Regions from separate parts of the Homo sapiens genome. Here regions 1, 2 and 4 are each linked to region 3. The links are chromatin loops, found by intact Hi-C in ENCODE. Cell type or tissue: mammary epithelial cell. All regions are shown on one strand.

Evidence for each region. Hi-C counts contacts between places; a loop is a spot of excess contacts. Peaks named below come from ENCODE experiments on the same cell type or tissue, not always from the same donor. Only the 100,000 strongest peaks of a DNase experiment are listed, where the experiment ranks them.
Region 1: a loop joins it to region 3, with 9 times the contacts of the local background. A loop is called at or near these places in 79 of 110 quality-filtered maps.
Region 2: a loop joins it to region 3, with 4 times the contacts of the local background. A loop is called at or near these places in 7 of 110 quality-filtered maps.
Region 4: it touches region 3 in a loop (16-fold over the local background); 38 of 110 quality-filtered maps call a loop at or near these places.

The regions. Positions count from the first base shown.
Region 1 is chr11:63,943,992-63,947,991 of GRCh38, forward strand. NAA40 (N-alpha-acetyltransferase 40, NatD catalytic subunit) reads left to right here. Exons shown (of 8, transcript NM_024771.4): 2 at 1,849-1,944; 3 at 2,960-3,012. Among named protein-coding and RNA genes, the nearest start is that of NAA40, 7.0 kb to the left of the region's middle. RefSeq lists an enhancer at 1,052-1,981. In mammary epithelial cell, a CTCF peak has its summit at 2,055 (motif pointing left); a DNase peak (open chromatin) is centred at 2,030.
Region 2 is chr11:63,886,976-63,890,975 of GRCh38, forward strand. The region is part of intron 1 of MARK2 (microtubule affinity regulating kinase 2); the gene reads left to right. Among named protein-coding and RNA genes, the nearest start is that of RCOR2, 28 kb to the right of the region's middle. RefSeq lists an enhancer at 1,542-1,651. In mammary epithelial cell, no CTCF peak of the experiment used is centred here; DNase peaks (open chromatin) are centred at 1,446, 1,586 and 2,546; H3K4me3 peaks cover 1,883 bases; H3K27ac peaks cover 2,534 bases.
Region 3 is chr11:63,766,815-63,770,814 of GRCh38, forward strand. ZFTA (zinc finger translocation associated) reads right to left here and starts at 1,961. Exons shown (of 5, transcript NM_001144936.2): 1 at 1,670-1,961. The coding sequence starts at 1,808. RefSeq lists silencers at 1,378-1,677, 1,898-1,947, 2,078-2,287, 2,308-2,777. In mammary epithelial cell, a CTCF peak has its summit at 1,540 (motif pointing right); no DNase peak of the experiment used is centred here; H3K4me3 peaks cover 2,438 bases.
Region 4 is chr11:64,146,938-64,150,937 of GRCh38, forward strand. The region is part of intron 3 of MACROD1 (mono-ADP ribosylhydrolase 1); the gene reads right to left. Among named protein-coding and RNA genes, the nearest start is that of MACROD1, 17 kb to the right of the region's middle. In mammary epithelial cell, a CTCF peak has its summit at 1,908 (motif pointing left); no DNase peak of the experiment used is centred here.

The sequences.
Region 1 (4,000 bases), 180 kb after region 3:
CTAGGGAGGTAAGATATGAGATCTTGCCTGTGTTCCACAGCGCTCAGCCATGAGATAATTAATAGCTGGTGTTGGTAGAGTTTGTGGCTATAAGAACAATCCCTGTGAGTTCCTGGTATCTGAACTCCTTTCTTCTTGGTTGATTAAAGTAGGAGGTAAGCAGTGTCATTCCTTGGAAAATAGTGGGTAGAACTGATTCTGAGAACTTCCCCAGCATCTGGTTTTTCAACTCATGCAGAAGGTTAATCGCTCTGAGTGTCCTTTCCTGGGGCCAGTCCGTGTCAGGGCTAGATGTAATTGGGAGTTGTCAAACCTCTCCAGAGAGCTCAGGGAAAGGAGGGGTGTTGGGGGGGAGGTGTCAAAAGAGGCTGCTCTATTGGTAAAAAGCAGAGCCAACTTACCAGTGCCTTTGGGATGCCTTCTGGGGACCAGCTGGGTGGTGCATGCAGTCTGCATGCCTGTGCTCTCTTGTTGTCCTGGGGAGAGAGAATGAGAATAGCCTTTTATTGAACACATACCATATTAACCCTCATAAGGACCCTCAGTCATCAAGCCAGGGGAGGCTCAGAGAAGTGCTGTGCCTCGTCCTAGCACTGCAGAGGGTGGAGAGCAGGAAGAGGCTTTGGACAGCCCTGGCGCAGTGGCTCACGCCTGTAATCCCAGCACTTTGTGAGGCTGAGGCAGGCGGATTACTTGAGGTCAGGAGTTAGTGACCAGCCTGGCCAACTTGGTGAAACCCCGTCACTACTAAAAATACAAAAATCAGCTGGACATGGTGGTGCGCTCCTGTAATCCCAGCTACTTGGGAGGCTGAGGCAGGAGAATCGCTTGAACCCAGGAGGCAGAGGCTGCCGTGAACCGAGATCTCACCACTGCATTCCAGCTTGGGTGAAAGAGTGAGACTCCATCTCAAAAAAAAAAAAAAAAGAAGAGAAAAAAGGAGGTTTTGGATGAGGCCTGCCAGGTGTCAGAGCCTGGCTCTTGCCGTGTGTTACCTGGCTTTTCACAATAGGGTGAGTGGGTCTTAGGCCTGAGAGAATCTCACGTCGGCCTCAAAACAGGACCTGATCTAGAAGCAGCTGTGGGCAATTTGCCATTCGCTGCTCTATGCCAGGAGAATCCCCACTTGCTGCTCCTCTGCTGCCCTGCTGCTGACTGTGTGCCTGCAGCTTCGTCTTGCTGGCCATGTGTCATCTGTGTCCTGAGGTGAACCCTTTGGGCCCCTGCCCTCTGCCCTGTCACTGGGTGTGCCCTGTCACTCGTTGGCCTTAACTGAGCAGGGCTTCTGGGAATGGCTCTGTGTCCTTGAGTCCGAACACGGTGGCCCCCACTTGAAATGAGACCCGGCTCCCACAGGAGCTGTGGCCAACCAGATCTTTGTCTCCCAAAGCTGGAAGACACCGAAAAGGCTTTGAATAAACTTAGGAACAGCCATCAACGGCTACCTTAGATGCTGTCTCCTCCCTGAAGCGGTCTTCAGTGTGTCTAAAGTTGGGTGTTCCCTCCTTAGGAGGGAGCGGGTGAGTGAATATTTACTAAGTGCCTGCTGGGGGCTGGCCTGCTGTAGGCGTTGTCAGCTGTTTCGCTGGGTCCCCACAGTGTCTGTGTCAGGACGGCCAGTGCTCTTTCTGAAGGGAAGCTGAGAAGTCTGGTGACCTCTGAGGACTCCCCACTACAAAATGACCTGCTTGGGTCTTTCCGCCCCTCCAAATGTGTGGCAGCAGAGGTGGGAAATTTCTCACTGCTGGGCCAGGCCTGTGGATGCAGGGCCCTTCGATTCCTTAAAGGGAAAGTCAGTGCTTGATTGGCCACAGCCATTCCAGCTAACGTTGCTTTTCCCTGTTGCAGAGAAAGTCAAGCAAAGCCAAGGAGAAGAAGCAGAAGCGGTTGGAGGAGCGAGCAGCCATGGATGCCGTTTGTGCCAAAGTGGACGCTGCCAACAGGGTGATTCTCCCTTTCTTCCCAGTCCCTGCCTCCTGGGACTTCAGCTTGGTTTATAATTTGACTTATTTTGTCTCCACCCTGTGGCAGAATTGTGACACTACCCACCCACACCGCCTCTGCCTCCTTGCTGTGCAGGGAACTGAGCTCATACCTGTGTGTTGGAAGTTGGCGCCAGCAGTTGGCCCAGGTGTTTGGGAAAACGTGGATTCCAGTGAAGTGGCTGCCTCCCTGTGGATCTTCTTCCTTATGAATAGAGGAGGATCTAGATAATTTTTTTTTCTTTTGTGTGAGACAGGGTCTCACTCTGTCATCCAGGCTGGAATGCAGTGGCACTATCTCGGCTCACTTCAACCTTGCAGCCTCTGCCGCCTGGGCCCAAGTGATCCTCCCACCTCAGCCTCTCAATTAGCTGGGACTATAGGTGCCCACCACCACACCCGGGTAATTTTTGTAGAGACGGGGTTTGGCCTTGTTGCCCAGGATGGTCTTGAACTCCTGAGCCCAAGCATTTCACCTGCCTTGGCCTCCCAAAGTGCTGGGATTACAGGCGTGAGCCACAGTGCCCAGCCCCTGCCTCCATTTAGTATCCCATTTTTTGGTCATTCTTTTAACCCACTCATAGTAAACACTCATTTATAAGGATGTGGCTCAGGGGCTTGATTTTCCATTTGGAGTTGTAACCAGGTAAAGTCAGTGTGCAGCAGATCAGGTAGCCTCTTCTTTGGGTTAGCTGTGCTGTGAGCAGGTTGTATGCCCACAGGCTAATGAGGTCTCCTCTTGCCCTGTCAGGTGATGCCAAACTTAACTCTCCTGGGCCTTTCCACCAAAGCCTTCCTCGCACATGTGACTTCAGAGCTAGGCAAATGGTGGGTTTTGGGAGGCTGCTCCTGGTTCTGAAGTTAGTCTCCCGTTGTGGGTCCCCACAGCATCCCACTCCAAGACAACAGCTCTTGGGATAGGATCTGCACCTCCGCCCCACTTGTCTGTGCTGTTCCTCTTTTCTTTCCCTCCACAGCTTGGAGACCCTCTGGAGGCTTTCCCAGTGTTCAAGAAATATGATAGAAACGGGTGAGTCACATTGAGCATTACCAACTGCTGTCTCCTCGAGTGTCTTCAGGAATTCCCTTTCCAGAGTAGGCTTCCTCAGACACAAATTTTCTCATTGTTCTTCGTATTTACGAAAAAACAGGGCTGGGTGCGGTGGCTCACGCCTGTAATCCAAGCACTTTGGGAGACCGAGGTGGGTGGATCACATGAGGTCAGGAGTTCGAGACCAGCCTGGCTAACATAGTGAAACCCCATTTCTACTAAAAATACAAAAAATTAGCTGGCACGGTGGCGATCGCCTGTAATCCCAGCTACTCGGGAGGCTGAGGCAGGAGAATCACTTGAACCCGGGGGGCAGAGGTTGCAGTGAGCCGAGATAGCACCATTGCACTCCAGCTTGGGTAACAAGAGTGAAACTCCATCTCAAAACAAAACAAAACAAAACAAAACAAAAGCAGAAACTGACTCGTGCCCTATATTGATATAAAATCCCCCAGGTAGGGTGGCAGAAGAATCCATAAATGAGCAAAGATTGCACTTAATCTCAGACTGATGTCTCTTTAGATAAATTTTTCTTTTATTTTTTGAGATGGAGTCTTGCTTAGTCACCCAGGCTGGAGTGCAGTGACGCAATCTCGGCTCACTGCAACCTCCGCCTTCTGGGTTCAGCCGATTCTCCTGCCTCAGCCTCCCAAGTACCTGGGATTATAGGTGCGTGCCACCACACCTCACTAATTTTTGTGGGTTTTTTTTTTTTTTTTTGAGACGGAGTCTCACTCTGTCGTTCAGGCTGGAGTGCAGTGGTGCGATCTCGGCTCACTGCAACCTCTGCCAGGTTCAAGTAATTCTCTGTCTCAGCCTCTCAAATAGCTAGGATTAAAGGCACCCGCCACCACGTCCAGCTAATTTTTGTATTTTTAGTAGAGTCAGGGTTTCACCATCTTGGCCAGGCTGGTCTTGAACTCCTGACCTCATGATCCACCTGTCTCAGCCTCCCAAAGTGTTGGGA
Region 2 (4,000 bases), 120 kb after region 3:
CCAGGATCCAGTGGGCCCACTGAAGTCAGGGCCCACTTTTGGGGGGCTGGGAAAAGGAAGGGTTGCTGTGGGACCACTGGGATAGGCCTTTAAACAGCACTTCACCATTGGCCTGAATCAAACATTGTCATTCCCAGTGTCCCGAGCACCTTCCCTGAGTCTTCATACCTTCTGCCTCCTAGCTTATGGAGGAGGAGCCAGGGGCTTATCTTTTGGGGGAAATGAGAGCACGATTAGGCATCAAGAAGGGTTGATGAGAAACTGGTAAGGGGGACTGTCAAGAACAGCAGAGTGCTGAAATGGTGACAAAAGCTCTGGGCTCCGGCCCCAGCTCTGTACTGAGAAGCTGTGAGATTTTGGGCAAGTCTCATAACCTCTGAATGCCAATTTCTCAATGGAAAACAGGGAGACTACCTACCCTATAGGTCTGTGTTTGGAGAAAACAAAGTGTAAGCGCTGGACATACAGTAGCATCAGAAATGCTGAATCCGTTGGCCAGGGCTCATGTGTAAGGCAAACATTTCTTGGCCACTCCTGAGTAGCATGGTCTTGCAGGAATATATGCTTAAGTGCTGTGAGAGCACAGAGGAAGCTTTGCCCTTCCCTAGAGGGTTAATGGCTACCAACGTGAGAAGGTCACGGAGTTCCTTAATGAGAGGGAGCCTAGCCTAGAATAGGGGATGAATGAGAAATTGTTCTGAGAACCAGAGGCAAGGCTGCAACCAGCACATAGACAGGGGTCGTTGGTCTAGAAGGGGAGTCTTCTCCAGATGAGAGACAGCCAGCTTGCCCTGTGCTCACCATGTGCCCAGATAGTGGGGGCTTAGCAGGAGGAAGGTGTGAGGAATCCCAGGCCTTTGGAATTCCTTGAGAAAGCAGTGTTGTTTTGAAGGTAAGGCAGGGGATTGGTGACTGGAAACTTGGAGGTGAGTGAGAACCTAGGGATGAACGTTCAGAAGCAGGGCTGGAAGGAACTTAAAAGGGACATTTGGATTGTTTCTAGCTTTTGGGCAAAATCTAGGATTAAATATGATTTTTTCATTGATAGAATGCTCTATCAGTGATAAAGGCTCTTAATCTAGAAAACATACACCTCATAGGGGGCTTTACAGAGTCCCCAAACTCCCTGAAATTATGCTCAAAATATTTTGTGTCTAAGTGGAATGTGCATGTTTCCAAGGTTAAGCACTGCTTTTTTAGGAAGTAGGAGGTCCGTCCGCCACTGTCAGCTTGCTGGTTTCTGCTTACCCTCCTCCCCACTTCGTTCTTGAGGGGGTGGTTTGCTGGTCTTTGGCAGGGCCGCCACTCTGGGTCAGCACATCTGAGTCACACATGTTCCTCCCCAGCCCTATTGGAGGCTTTGTTAAAGTCATCTGCCCCTACCCAGGTCCCACCTGCCACAGGTGAGCTAGGGTTTTATGACAGCCGTGGCTGCAGTGAGTCTCCTCGACCTCTCGCCAGCTGTTACCCAGCAAAGCACCTTGGGGAGGGTGGGGCTGCCCACTTCCGGGGAGGGGGGGAGGGGGAGGGGAGAAGGAAGTTGATCTAAACCCGCCTCTTTCTCTGTCTCCCTTCCTGCCCTATTCCCCTCCTGCCCCTTCCCTCCCACCTTGCTTCTGGTGTGCTGTCCTGGAATTGCACGCGCTTCCTGACCACCAGGCTCTGGCCCTTGAGAAGCCAGCGGGGCTTTGTCCCTGTTGCTCTCCTTGCCAAACCCAGTCTCTCTGCTAGTGGTGGTTTCGGTTGCGACACCGTCCAGGTTCCCAGGCAGGAACCGCTCGGCCTGGCTGCTTAGCTACTTTTCACTGAGGAGGTGGTGGAAGGTGTCGCCTGCTCTGGCTGAGTAAGGGTGGCTGGCTGAGCCGGCAGCCCCCGCCCTAGGCCTGGCTCTTCCCGGCCTCTGTACTTTGCCCTCGCTGCCTGACAGGTTCTGCTGTGGGCTCTGCTGAATGGAAGTCGCTGGTAGTCCTTTTCCCTTTCTCCAGTCGGGTATGTTGTCCCCCTTTTTACTCTAGGATTGCCTCCTCCTCTTTCTTTCCTCTCATCTCAAACATAGGATCTTTAGAGAGTTGCTAAGGGGCGCCCTGCCTGAGTCCAGCATAGTAATATTCATGGGAAGGGTGTCCAGATGTGGAAGAGGCATTGACTAGGAAAGGAAGAGGGGGCACATACCAGAAGGGTCTCCCCTGAGAACAAGCAGCTTGACAAGTGGGCGAGGAGGGGCTGGTGGGAGGCAGAGGCCTGAGGCCTCAGAGAGGATGCTCCCGTGCTACAGTGAGGGGGAGCCTAGGATCTGGGGCCATTGCCCAGGACTGGTGCCCAAGGGACACTTTTCTCCCCCAACTCTATAGTGCCTGGCTTACTCTGCTTCTGGCCAGGGAATATCACCCCTCCTGGTTTGGCTCCTTCTCAGCCCTCGGGAAGCCAAAGGACACTTGAAGCCAGCCCTGAATGCAGAGCCCCAAAGCATGAGCTTCTCCATGGGACAACTGTTGGTAGGAGCCTCCAGCATTAGGGCAGGGGCCCTGCCTACCTGAGTCAGCGCCAGGCCTCTCGGGGTGGAGGCTGTCTTCCGGGCAAGCCTGACAACACACCTAGGCCGAGTCTGAGATCCCAGGCGGAAGGGGCCTGACAGGCCCAGTGGATGCAAAACTATCTTTTTATTTTCTCCTCCATGTCCTGCCTTCTCTCTTCCTCTCAGTAGCAGACCCCAAAGCTGTTTCAGCCCTACTTCTGAATCAGGCCTGCTTAGTAACTACTTGGTTTGCCTTTTGGTTCCAAATAACTGCCTTGCAGGGTGACCCCTTATTCTTTCTAAAGGCTACTTGAGAGCCATAGGGTCTACTCTTGACAGACCTCCTCCATCCTTTAGGGCCTGTCTAGAGTATGATATAGGCCAGAGCTTTGGGAGTGCCTGGTGTGCCACGTCTTACTATAAGCAGGGAGGATGGTGGTAGAGGGGAGAGCGTGGCTTTTGCCAGGTCCTATTGAGTTGGCCCAGCAGGGCAGCTAATCCTCAGCCTGCCATCCTGTTGGTGAGACCCAGGGCCAAGCTGAATGGTGCAGCCAGAACCAAAAAAGAGAAACTCTCTCTCCATATTAGCCACTGCATACTCTTACCTCTTTATCCTTCAGGGAAGAAGCTAGGTGAGGAAGTTGCCTCACTTGGGGCCTTGGCCCAAGAAGCATTTCTGTTGGAGACTCTCTCCTCTCTTTTCCCTTTTTCTTTTCTCTGCTTCCTTCCAGTGGCTTGCCTCCTTACCCTGGCTCACATCCCTGCTGTGGGAAACATCTTACAGCATAGAAGAAGGGGTGCAGGGGTAAGTAAGGGAAGGATTGAGCACTTGGAGTCCTCTGAGTTGGATGGTTCAGTCCCGAAAAGGGGGTTGGTGACTTTGGAGCAGGGGATCAAAGAGCAAGCACCAGTGCTTGTTGCTTCTCTGGCTCCTGAACAAGCAGAACCTCCTCTCTTTCCCTGTCCTGGATACCCAGCGTGGGACCAGCCCTTCACAGCCACCCTGTCTTGAGTTCCTGACTCTCCTCCTTCCCTCTTTTGAAGGCTAGAGGTGCTGGTGTCGGCTAGCAACAGGTTGAGGGAGTGTGGCATTTCACCAGGTCTGGAGGAGAGCGGGCACTCAACCTGGCCCCTTCTGCGGAAAGGCCCGTAGCATCTCTTGTCAGCCTTCAGCTGAGCTGTAGCTGGCTTAGCGGGCTCAACTTCGATTTGGAAGGTTGTTTTGACAGTGAGACTTCTGGATTGGCAGACAGTAGTATTTGGGGACATAATGATTGCTCTTATTGAACATCGGATAAGGCATTTTACATGTGCTCTTTCATCTACCTGTGTAAAGTAGGGAATGTTTATTGCCACTTTACAGATAAGGAAATTAAAGCTTGTACGTGGGGGAGCCAGGGCTTGAACCTGATTCTGTTGGACTGCAGAGTTCCTCGGGATCCTCCCTGGCACAGATGTCTGGCAGTATTGGCCACTGGTCGTTTT
Region 3 (4,000 bases):
GCTTCCTGAGACTCCCATTTTGGGGATGGGCTAGGCATTGTCAGTTCCCCAAATCTAGGCCCCCACATGGGAGGGATCCCCAAGACAAAGCTGCCAACATCTCCAGGGAAAGGAGTTTCTGAGACTGAAACTTCTCCAGATTCTGGAGGAGCCAATGACCCTGTAAAGGGATGGCAGGAGGGCCACCAGAGTGACAACTAATGACACTGCGGCAGGGAGTGGCCACCATCCACTGAAGCCCATTAAGTCTTTCTGGGGCTTTATTTGCTGCTCTGGCAGGGAGCCGGCCACTGCCCAGCAGTCAGAAGGGCGGGCACTGGAGAGGCCCCACTAACCCAATGGTGTTCCCTGTGCCAGACACCCACCCAGAGCAGTCCCCTACCCTCCCTACAGTTCCCACCCCTCTTGATTTAGAAAAATGGTCTCCTGGGCACACAGGCAGGTTCTGGTCATTCTCCCAGTGGAGAATCACAGGGTTGGGAAAACAAAAGACAGGATCAGAAAGGGCTCCTGTCACCCTTGTGGAAGTTTTTTTGTTTTAGTTTTTATTTAAGTAGATCCATAGAATCCACTGGCTTCGGAGTCATAGGCCTGGGTTCAAGTCCTGGCTTCACTGGTAACTTGCTCTGTGACCTTTGATAGGTCATGTCCGCACTCTGGGCCTGAGCTTCTTTGTCTGCAACGACACTGGCTAGCTGGCTGGTCTCTAAGCATCCTTCCAGCGCTGGATCCAGGCTAGTCTAAGGTGGATTGGCCCTTTAAGAGCCGAAAAAGGGGGAGGAGCCGAGGTTCTTTAAAAACAAAAGGGGATGGGGCGTTTCTGGGAGGGGAGAGACCGGGAGGGGAGCCTGGAGATTCGGGCAGAGTCTCCCTGGCCTGGAGGAAACCCTCAAGGGTCTTAAGGCGTGACCCTGCAGCCGGGAAATGAGTCAACAGTCTCCTTTGAGAGCGAACGAGGAGGACTGGTTGGTTCCGCTAGAGCTGACAAATTAGGGCAAAAAAAAATTCTGAAAAGAAGGGAAGGGAGAATGCACCGGCCGGAGGGGTGCCTGCCTTTGTGGGCGAACCCATCGCTTTAAAAACTGCCCGCGGTGGGAAAAGATGGTGTGGGCCCCCGGGGCGCAAGCGATGCACTTTCCTAGGGAGAATGTGGGAGAAAAGAAAAAGGGTGCATGTCTCTCACAAGGCCACGAGACGAGAGGAGCAGCCCGATTTAAAACAGCAGAGTTCGGAGCTGAGCTCAGCTCCGCTGGGGAAAAGCCCCCGAAGGGGACCCAGGGTCTGGGCGGACTTTTGAGAGAAAGCCCGATTAGGGAGACCACCTGGGAGTCTGAAAGAGAAAGGGGCGGGGGCCAAAGTCCAGCCTCGCTCCGTGGCGCCCTGCCCCGTGGGGCCCCTCGGGCCTGGCCCCCAAGGCGGGGCGCTGCGGGCGGCAGCGGGGCCCTTTAAGGGGGAGGCGAGCCGCCCGAGCCCCGCGAGCCGACCCCGGGAGCTGGGCGGGGGGCTCCCCCGCCAGCCCTGCAGCCGCGCTCCGCGCCCACCAGGTGGCGCCCCCGGCCGCCCTGCCCGCGTCCCCCGCTTTGTTCGGCGGCGGAGAGGGGCCCCGAGCCGCAGCCCTCCCTTCCCCCACGCCGGGGCCCCCGCCCGGGCCGCCGGCCCCAGCTCTTACCGCCTTCGTCTTCCTCTGGCTCCGCGCTGCCGCTCGATCCGGCGGGCGGCAGCCGTCGGCCCCGTGCCGAGGCCACTGCTGGCCCGGGGCCGCCCCTGCCGCCGCTGCTCCGGCTCCGGTGGTCCCCGCCGGGCTCCATGCGCTGCGCTGCGGAGCGGGGCCCCGGGGCGGCGGGGCGCGGGGCCGCGGGGCCGGCGGCAGCCCGCGCGGAGCGCTCGCTGCGCGGGGCCCCGGGGCGCGGGGCGCATGCACGGGGCGGCCGGCCGCACGGACGGCAGGCTGCTCGCTCGGCGGCGCGGGCTGGACCGGGGTGGGGATTCCTGTCTGGGGCCCCTGGGGCTCCTTTAAGGGCTCCTGGGTAAATTTAAAGGGGCCGCGCGCTATTTCCTCCTGCCAGCTCGCGGGGGGCTGGGGGGAAAGGCGGGAGGCAACGAGCCCAGCCGAGGCTCAGCAGCCTGCGCCCGCTCCGGACGCTAGGGGCACGGACCTCGCCGCCCCCGCGGGCCCGCACCGCCGCCTGCGGGGCTCCGGTCCCGGCTCCCAAAGGGTCACTGAGGTGGCGAGGGGCGCCCGCGTCCGCTGCGACGCGCTTCCACCCGGGCTCGGCTCGCGGCCACCGCCCCCTCGGGGCATCTCAGCGCCGGGAGCGCCCGCTGAGGAGGCCGGGGTCCCTGCCCGGGGCTGCCTCCCGCCGCGCAAGCGGGTCGCGAGCTCCGTGCGGGCCCCGGAGCGGCCGCTACTGGCAGGGGCCCCAGATGGCTGCGGCCCCGCCGAGAGGGTGGAGCCGTGGGGGCGGCCGCGCCCCCTCCCGCGGGAGCCGCCCGGGAGCGCTGAGAGCTCGGGCTTCTCATGGGAGGGGCGGACAAGCGAGGCTCCCCCGAGCCAGCCAGGGGTGGGGGCGGCGGCCGCAGTGACTCGGGCTGGGGAGAGGGGCGCACAGCAGACCCGCAGAGAGCCGGCTGCGCCGGGGCCCGACCCTGCGGGCTGGAGGTGGCCCCAGGATGGAAGCCGGGAGGAGAGGGCGTGCGCGGCGGTGACTCAGGATCCTGCCCCCGCAGGCCTGGGGGTGCCTGACGAGGCCCTTGACGCAGCCCCAGACCCCCGGCCCGGCCCTAGGAAGCGAAAAATGCTGGCCCCGGGCGGGGTGTCGGGCACCTGGGGAGGCGCGTTACCACGGCTCGGAAGCGCTGGGCGGACCCTGGCTGCGGGTCCCGGGGCGCCCCCGGTCCCCCAGCTCCGGAGAAGCGGAGCGCAGGGACCCGGAGAGGCAGCCGGGGCGCAGCAGCCTGGGGTCCTCCTGCGAGGACCGGCGGGAGGAGCAGGTGCTCGCTTTGCCTGAGGTTGGGCGCCCACAACAAAGGCGATTCCTGGAGATCCAAATTACAGGGTGCGGGAGGCCTGCAGGGTCTTCTTATCTGGAGGCGGGTTTTGTTCCCTGCACTGGCGAGTTACCCAGCTGTCGCCGATGGCAGTTCGTCCGCTTGTCACCACCTACTGTGTGCCCGCATGCTTTCAGACGCTGGACACACAGCACTGAAAAACATGGGCAAGACCGATACTGCCTGTGACTTTCCTTCTCAGAGGCACCCACAGCCTCTGAAAAGGAAACCGCTCCAGCCTTTCGGGAGCCATGGGAATTAAATTACTTGGAACACAGGAAACCTGTCCCCGAAGTGCTTATGAGGAGGGGACAAGAACTAAGATTTCTTAAGTGCCTCTGGGCTCTGTCGCCGCGGAGATGTCCCGTCTCTTCCTCAGCCCCCATGTTGACGTGCTTGAGACTCCACCTTGGGTAAACTGAGTCTCCTTTCACAGCTCTGCTCTCTTCGCGGCAGGCCCTGCGCTCAGGGGGGCGGGGGGGGGTTGCACTTCCTCTCACCCACTGGGGTCAGAGGCCCTGATGCTGATGGGTGCCACGCAGGCCCTGAGATGGGAGATTCCTTAATTCATTATGTCCCTCATCTGTGCCAGGCCCGGGAACACAAAGGGAAAGTGAGACAGAGACCTGGGCTTCACGCACTTCTAAGTAGTATGGTTTAAAAAAAAAAAAAAAAGAAAAAGAAAGAAAGAAAAGAAAGGAAAAGAAGCTAAAAGAGCCTAATGTCCTAAAATGAAAGAAGCCTGTTCTTCTGGGGCCAAGGGCCCTTGTGCTTTATTCTAGTTTAGTTGCTCACTCCACAGAGAACCAATGCTGAGGGCCAGCCCCTGTGAGACTCTGGTGTCTGTCCTGCCAGTGCTCTGTGTGTATAAAAAGGGTAATTTTATTACCAGAAGAAAGGTATCAAAGCCACCTGGAGCCACCTTCAACAACCTCTGCCCTCCCCTTCCCAC
Region 4 (4,000 bases), 380 kb after region 3:
TCCTGACCTCACACACACACCATCACACACATCCCAATCACATCTCATAGCCCAATAATGTAAGAGTGGAAACCAGTCCTGAATTTCAAATGCCAGGAGATCAGTAGGGAAACAGAATCTGATTTTCTTATTTTTATTTGTTTTTTGAGACAGCATCTCACTCTGTTGCCCAGGCTGCAGTGCAATGGCACAGTCACAGCTCACTGCAGCCTCGACCTCCCAGGCTCAAGCAGTCCTCCCACTTCAGCCTCCCAAGTAGCTGGACTACAGGCATGCACCACCACACCCTACTAATCTTTTTTAATTTTTTTTTTGGTAGAGATAGGGTGCCACTGTGTTGCTCAAGTTGGTCTCAAACTCCTGGGCTCAAGCAATCTTCCTGCCTCAGCCTCTCAAAGTGCTGGGATTACAAGAGTGAGCCACCGCCTGCAGCCTCAGAGTCTGATTTTCTTTCTTTCTTTTTTTTTTTTTGAGATGGAGTCTCACTCTGTTGCCCAGGCTGGAAGGCAGTAACACAATCATGGCTCACTGCAGCCTTGACCTCCCAGGTTCAAGCAATCCTCCTGCCTCAGCCTCCTGGGTTCAAGTGATTCTCCTACCTCAGCCTCCCAAGTAGCTGGGATTACAGGTGCATGCCATCACGCCTGGCTAATTTTTGTATTTTTAGTAGAGATGGGATTTCGCCATGTTGGCCAGGCTAGTCTCGAAACTCCTGACCTCAAGTGATCCGCCTGTCTCAGCCTCCCAAAGTTCTGGGATTACAGGTGTGAGCCATCGTACCTGGCCCAGAATCTGATGTTCTATTATATATATATATATATTTTAGATAGGGTCTCACTCTGTCACCCAGGCTGGAGTGCAGTGGCACAACCATGGCTCACTGCAGCCTCAACCTCCCAGGTTCAAGCAATCCTCCTGCCTCAGCCTCCTGAGTAGCTGGGATTATAGGCACACACCACCATGCCGTATTATTTTTTTTTTTGTAGAGATAGAGTCTCACTATGTTGGCCAGGCTGGTCTCAAACTCCCGAGCTCAAGTGATCCTCTCGTCTCGGCCTCCCACGGTGCTGGGATTACAGGAGTGAGCTACTACGTCCCGCCCAGGGTCCGATTCTCAATGGCCTGACGGAGGTCACAGGCAGATGCCTCTTCAGGGAGGGGAAAGAGTGAGGGGGGCGGGCAGGGGGACACCTGGCAACTGCCCTCTCCAAGGATCCCCAGGGCCCTGCTGAGTGGCAAGAGAGATGCCCACAGCCTGGCTGGAGACCCCTTCAACCCCACAGCTTTTCAGGATGGAGGAGGGTGGGGGGTTGGGAGCTCTCCCCGCCCCCTTTCCCTCACAGCCCTCTCCTAGCTCCCACTGCACCCTTCCCCTCCACATCCCTGCAGCTGGACCCAAGCCCAGGCAGCGACAGCCCCTCCCATATGGCAGCAGGAACAAAGAGAACTGTTCCCCACAACAAAATCCAGAAGCTCCGGCGGGCGGCCAGATCTCAAGCTCCCAGCCCAGTGTGACCCACGGCGTTCTCCATGGGCCACTGACGCCCGCGGGGCCAGCACTGCTCCTGGCTTCAAAAATATAAATTTAAAAATCCCCACCCCAAGATAATTGCTCTCTCCTCTGGCTTATTGTGGTGGCTCCGTGGTAGGCACTGAGAAGCAATTATTCACGGCTAATGATTATAATCAAGTCAAATAGAATTTAATGGACACGTATTCTCTTCCTGCTTGAAACTTTACATATGAATTAAGCACATATGGGTTTCACGAGGCACAGACGCAGATTTATGCAGCCCCGAAAAGCCCTGCCGTTGCCAACGACTTTTATTCCACTAATAAACAGGCTGATATATGGGCTCCTGGGAACTGCAATCTCTGCTGCCCCCTGGTGGGCACAGGGGCTGGGGTGGGAGCCAAGGCCACCCAGGACCCTGGAGGCCTGACCAGTGCCAAAGCCACTTTGAACGCTGGGGTTCCACAAAGCCCTGGACGGCTGAAAGGAGACTCGGGCTCTGTGTGGGAAGCCCGTGTTCAGACCCTGCCTCCGTCATTCCCTGGGATTCCAGGCGGGTACCGGGTCCTCCTGGCTGTGAGAGTCTAGAACAAAAAGATCCCAGGAGAACACACCAAGAGGTGTATGGGTAAACTGAGGCAAGCAGGGGGAGGTGAAAGCTGATCATTTGCAGGAGGTACCATGTCCCTCGGCACCGCTGGGACAGGGGTGATGCCCAGAACGGCGCTGATGACACCAGTTTCAGCACCAGTGCGAGGTGCTGAGCCCCGATTCCCGCCAGGTGCTGAGTGACCGTCATTTGCACGTCACGTGCATCAGCTCCGAGTGCCCCCAGTAACCTGACGGGTGGTTTCTTCACCACCCTCATTTTGCAGAGGAGGAAACAGAGGCCTAGGCAAGGACACAGAGAAGGGGAGTCCACAGAGAAACTCAGCCAGCACTGCCCCAGCCCTGGCCCTGGTGCAAATGGAGCTGGCACTAAACCGCTTCTGATGGAGCTGCTGCATCCAAAACCTGGCGACTCCCAAGGGCACTTAGGAAGCAGTGTTAATCACGCCCACAGCCCGGGTGCAGCCTCCGGAGCGCCCCCATTCCATCTGAACCCATCAACACCCCACCTTGGTCCCTGCACCCTTTCTCCTGGCCCATGTTGCAGCGAACCACCAACCCAAGGGGGACAGAGCTCACAAGATGCCTCATTTTCCCTCCGGCCACTTTGCAGCTCAGCAAGAAGGTACCGCTGCAGTACCTCTCACACGCTTGCCAGTGACTGGCAGGGCTGGAGTACCCACTGGCCTGCCTGACTGCCCCCTCAGCCACAGCCCCAAGGCTCTGCCCTTCTGCTCCAGGCCAGCCCCTCCTGGGCACAGGCAGCAAGAACGCCCTTCTCCCCTAGGCCGCTGTAATGTCTGCCAACCCAGATGTGGCTTTGTCTTAGCTGTGTGTCCTCAGATGGACTAGCAGTTCTCATCCTAGTGGCCCTAGAGAAACACACCAGAACCACCTGCAGAAGCCCAAGGTGACCCTAGCTCTCCCTGCTGCCCTCAGCCAGCCACACTGAGCAGAAACTCCTGCCTACGTGTAACCTGTCACCTGTGTGCCTAGACAGGGAATGTGCGGGCAAGGCACCCCCATATGACTATCCAGCTTTGCAGTCAACAGTGGGAAGACGCATAGAGCAAGGTTGCTTCAGGAAACACAACTCAGACCCCACGGACCAGGCCCGGGGCGGCCGAGTGAACTCCCCTCTCCGGATCCTAGAGCCTGTCACTCACAGAGATTAACGGAAATGCTCACAGCATCAGCACCACCATGCCCCAGAGTCACTGGGGGACAGCGCTGGGGCCAGGCACGACCGCTACAAGCGCAAAGTGGGGACGAAGGAGACTCGAGAAGCTCCTGGGGGTGCCCTGGGCCTGCACAGGTTAGGGAGGGGCTGGCACAGCAGGGTTTTCCCTGTGAGCTGGAGCCCAAGACGAGAGGACCTGCCCCCCATATTCAGGGTCTGAGAAAGAGGCCCCCCTTCCTCCAATGCTTGGTGCAGATGCCAGGTAAGCAAAGGAGCAAGCGAGCAGGCGGGCGAGGGCCGGGGTTCAGCCGCCACTCAACCTGTTCCACAAGCCACCTGCTCGACTTAACCAGCCCTTGGCACCCCATGCCAAAGTCCTTTCCTGGCGCCTTTGACCTTGCCAGACAACCACTAGCTGTGTGGAGTAGCAGCCCCCTTCCTCCCTCCCACAAAGAGGCAGCCGGCTCCCATACTCATCACAATAAACTGCCAAGCCAGCAAGAGGCGAGCGCAGGAAGCTGAGCAGCTCCTGTTTCTAGGCTCTGGAAAGCTGCCAGGGCATGGCAGGGGACCTCTCTGCCCCCACTATCCCTCGACAAGCTCCCTCACCCGCCCAGGTCTGAAGCGGGGGCAGGCCAGGCCAAAGGCAGAGGAAGGCAGGTGCTGGTTGGGGCTTCTGTGGCCCCCCAAGGTCAGAC